2 separate regions of the Homo sapiens genome follow, and region 2 is linked to region 1. A link is an interaction called in ENCODE POLR2A ChIA-PET data of the cell type or tissue named here. Cell type or tissue: PC-9. All regions are shown on one strand.

Region 1 (2,500 bases):
CTGTCAGTAGCCTTTGGATTCCCTAGACCTCATTTATGCCATGGATACTAGCGTAGCCTTTATCCATGAAACTGGAAGCTTGGCTTAATTGGCAGGAATCAGCCACACTCACCTGCACTATGTCTTTTGACTTCCGTTATCATCTGCCTCTGGATCCCTCAGATCCAGTTTTCTTTCCTAGGCCTTTGACTCAAAACTTGGAATTAAGTTTGGGACAAAAATGCATCTTGGAGTGGGTTGCATGGACTCCTTATCATAAACCAAATGCTAAAGTGAAGCTGTGGAATTGAGTCCTCTTCCAACAAGGGAGAGAAAAGGATGTCCAGTGACATGCCTAGATAACTGGTGGCTATAGTTATGCTTCCTAGGATTTGGGTGCATGTTGCTTGGCTTTGGTTAGCTCCCTTGGTCTTACTTTCCCCCACCTCCCCCCCAGAAAAACCCTCTGAGTGATGGGCAACCTATTTATTCCCATCACCTGGTAGGATTTGCAGGATAATTGCTCAGAACTAGAATATTGATCCAGATTTCTACATTACCCATCCTGTTTGTTCTTTCTGAGCTGCACACAGAGATCACTGGTTGGTTCACAGGAACAAGCAGGGTTAGTCTGAAAATGTAGGCAAAAACTGAAAAACAACTAATGAGTTTAGAATTTTAAGACAAATGTATGATAAATTTTGAAACATAATTTCTCTCTCTCCAGTCCTCATTTTTGTTAAAAACACAAATCATGATAGGACTCAGTTGTTTGCAAAATTGAATTTAGTCTTATACTTGGCCTGATTATTTGCATAAAGTGCAGCAAAAATAATTATTTCTACATAGGCCTTTTGATTGGCTTTGATGGAATGCTGTTCCACAAGTAATCTCAAATAAGATCTTTTAAAGCCACGCCCAGACATGTATTTGTATCCTCAAATACCTGTGAGTTGGGTAATCCTCTTGTCTTAAGGTTCCAAGATAAACTTGGAGCTCCTGGGCCTGTTAGAAAGTGACATTCTTTACTGATCACAGGTCATGAACCCTGTACAGGAACTGCATAGACAAGGCTCTGAGACCAGTTTCCTCAAGGGACTTTTTTTTTTTTTTTTTTTTTTTTTTTTTTTTGAGAGAGTCTCACTCTTGTTGTCCAGGCTGGAGTGCAATGGCACAATCTTGGCTCACCGCAACCGCTGCCTCCCGGCTTCAAGCAATTCTCTTGCCTCAGTCTCCCGAGTAGCTGGGACTACAGGCATGTGTCACCATACATGGCCAATTTTGTATTTTTAGTGGAGATGGGGTTTCTCCATGTTTGTCAGGCTGGTCTCAAACTCCCAACCTCAGGTGATCCGCCCGCCTTGGCCTCCCAGAGTGCTGGGATTACAGGTGTGAGCCACCACGCCCGGCCTTCCCCAAGGGACTTTTATTGGCTCTGCAAGTTGAGCTTGACTCCTTAAAGAGAAGCATACCCTTCCAGTCAAAGCCTTGGTAAAACAACCAGTTACTCCAATTGCATCCTGTTGCAAAAGAAAATGGATTTTTACTGCACTGATGCAAACAAGTATATTGCTGTAAGTTAAGAATACTCACAGATAATTTCCAAATTCTACAGGAACCAGGCAGAGAGAAGCAAATATACTCCAAATTTTGTTCACAGGAGTATACTCTACTCAATGATTAAAGGCTATAAATAGTTCAAAATATGTTTTCTTGACTCTAAAAAACAAAACAAGGATCAGCAATATCCAAGCAAAATTGAGAAAGATTGCTTCATTTTTTTGAGTTCACCCAGTTAACCCTTATTTTGCTTGATATTTATGAACATTTTAGCTCTTCATGAGTTCTGTACATTTTTCCTTTATTCCAATGTCACAATCCCCAAAGGTATGAGAAACCTGTATCTGAGAGCACTTGTAAAAGTTCTCTAGCTTATTATAAACCATCTTTTGAAAAAGATTAAAACAACAATTGTCTGTGAATAACAATATGTCCAGGGTAGTTACAGTTAGAAACACAATTGACAAAGTTTTGTTATCTCTGTAGTTTACAATAACTTAACAACTTTAATTATGATTGATAGGATATTCTTTAGACATTAGAATTTTAGAAATTCCATACAATTTTGGAACACATATTAGTATTATTCACCAAAATATGACCTAAAGAAGACTGAATACCATTTTGGCAATCCCATGTACCTAAACGTGTCACATAATCCTGTTTACCTTTCTTTTCTGAACACTCCAGGGGCCCTCTGAAGTATCTGAAAAGCCAGGTGTCAGAAAAGACAATTTTGAAACTGAAGTTTGATTTTGGAAAGCCTATTAAATATATTAGAGGCTTAAAATACTTGCTGTTATGAAATAGAATTCCGGATTACCATAAGTTATTTATTTTGCTGAAATAACAACTAAGAAATTTTTTTAAAGAAAAAACCTTGTACAGCCCTTTCATACAAATTTTGCTGACGAGCAGATTAGTGCCTTAAGGATACCTTGCTGTGCTTTTATTTGAATGC
Region 2 (2,500 bases), 250 kb after region 1:
AGAGGAATTTTGACCTCCAGACTTCCTTCAGACTGAAGATATAATATTAATTTTTCCTGGGTTTTCATCCTGTTGGCCTATTCTGTGCGTTTTGGACTTGCCTGCCCCCACAATTATATGAGACAATACCTTAAATCTCTCTCTATATGTGTATATATATGTGTGTGTGTGTGTATATATATGTATATATATACATATATACACACATATATACATATATGTAAATGCCATTGGTTGTGGCTATGGAGAACTCCAATACGGTAATACAGTGTGGAGGCAGTATAGTGCAGTGGATAAGAACATAGGCTATAGAACTAAGCTAACAGAGTTAGAGTTTCAGTTCTGATATTTATATGCTATATCAATATATAAAGTTAAATAATCCCTATGTACCTCAATTTCTTCATCTGTAAATTGGGGGTGATAATGACACCTACTCAATAGGATTTTATTTTTTATTATATACTTAAATTTTTATTACATAAATATACATGAAAGTAGAGAGAATTGTATAATAAATCTTCTTGTACCTTTAAAACAGCACCAATAATTATCAATACATAATCAATATTTTCCATCTGTATCTCCACCATCATCACTCCCTCAAACTAGATTATATTAAAGTAGTGACTAGATATTATACCATTGAATATTTAAATACTTCAATATGTGAATCTTATAGCTAAAGGCTCGTTTTGCTTAACACAATCACAATCTCACTATAACTCCTGCATTTGTTTTTGATTGATATATAACAAATTACCACACAGTTGGCAGTTTTACAACATATACTTGTTACCTCACAGTTCCCACGAGTTGGGAGTCAGGGCACGTTTAATTAAGTCCTCTGCTCAGGGTCTCACAGGCAATGCAGTGTAGATGTTGGCCAGACCACCCATCTTTCGAGAGCTGAGGTTCCTCTTCCAAGCTCTCTCTTACGGTGTTGGCACAATTATTTGTGGTTGTAGGGTACAGGTTACTGCTTTCCTTCTGGCTTTCAGCTATGACTCCTCTAAGCTTCGGGAGGCCTCTGCATGCATTTACCACGTGTCACTCTTGTACACCCTCCCGAAACATGGAAGCTGAATTCTTTAAAGGCAACAGGAGTTATCTCTCTCTTCAGGAAAGGCCTCAACCCTCTTTCATGGACTTACATCTGATTAAGCCAGACCTACTTGGGATAATCTTTCTTTAGATTAACTCAAAATCAACAGATGGGGACTCTTCTTTTGTTTTCAAAATCCCGTCATCTTGCTGTCTAACATAACCTAATCATGCAAGTGATATTTCGTCATATTCACAGGTCTTACCCATAGTTATGAAGAAATTACACAGGTCATGTGCACCAGAGGCTGGACCTATGGGGTCATTTTGGAATTCTGTCTACCGCAATTCCTAACAAAGCTAGCAAAAACTTCTTAATATCCTCTAATAGTCAGCATTAAAATGTCTTTTTTTCTTTTCATTTGATTTCTTAGAATTATAATCAAAGACTTTAATTGCATTTGGTTAATATGCCTCTTGAGTCTTAATTTATAGACACTTGTCCCCTCCTTTTAATTTTTTTTTTTTTTGCCCTTTATTTGTCAAAAGGTAGGTCATGGTTGGGCACAATTTCTCATATTCTGAATTTTCCTTTTCATATCTTCCTGGTGTCATTTAACTCTACAAAGATATTTTAGAAACTAAGTGTATATAAGGTGCTTAGAAACCTGCCTGGCCCACGACAATGGCTATATGTGTATGTTGTTATTATTATCTAAAGCATCTAATAGAGCAGTTGATATAAAGAGTTGCTCAATAAATGTTTTTCTCAATTTTCATCCTGTATTTCTTCTTCTTTTAGAAGATGGGACTTAAATCTGAGTTACCTACAATAACTCTTTTGGACAGTAAGTGTCCACATCTTGCATCTTCTGGTGTTTTACAATGCTACACTCATCATTTGGAGTATTTCCATTGTGTCTGGCAGCACTCCAGTGGTACTTCATTGACCAGTCTGTCAATATCTACATAATAAAATTATTTCATCCAAGTGGCACATTCTCACTAGTAATAGTTAATAAATATCCCCTCTCAAATCATAACTTGGGAGGTATATGAGAGGTCATTTTATACCTTTTAGCAAACAACTATGTATTTGTACAACTGAAATTACAATTTAGTTATCCTGAATCTTTTCAATTTTTTTTAAATTACAATTTTTCAGCATTGGCCACTCTTGCCCGGATACAGCATGTATTAATGAGTTAAGAATATATATGAAGTTTCATGAATCTAAATTTAGGTCATAATAACCTTCTTCAAATTATACTTGCTCAGGTTACTTTTTTAATCTTAGCTGGACATATAGTTTAATTTCTAAAAGTAATTTTTAAATAAAATTTTAGGGTCATAGTTGACAGACTAAAATATTAATGAAAATATGACATGTTTTAACTTAAAAATATTTAATCCAGCCATTCAACATTCAACAATAAGCATTTATTATATACAAAAT

Evidence for each region. Peaks named below come from ENCODE experiments on the same cell type or tissue, not always from the same donor. Only the 100,000 strongest peaks of a DNase experiment are listed, where the experiment ranks them.
Region 2: POLR2A ChIA-PET joins it to region 1 with 5 read pairs; 2 of 35 experiments call an interaction of 5 or more read pairs at or near these places.

Annotation. Positions count from the first base shown.
Region 1 is chr12:9,637,770-9,640,269 of GRCh38, forward strand. It overlaps the pseudogene LOC374443. Among named protein-coding and RNA genes, the nearest start is that of CLEC2D, 31 kb to the right of the region's middle. In PC-9, no CTCF peak of the experiment used is centred here; a DNase peak (open chromatin) is centred at 952; H3K27ac peaks cover 1,238 bases.
Region 2 is chr12:9,889,488-9,891,987 of GRCh38, forward strand. The region is part of intron 3 of KLRF2 (killer cell lectin like receptor F2); the gene reads left to right. It also overlaps a transcript of CLEC2A not described here. Among named protein-coding and RNA genes, the nearest start is that of KLRF2, 9.2 kb to the left of the region's middle. In PC-9, no CTCF peak of the experiment used is centred here; no DNase peak of the experiment used is centred here.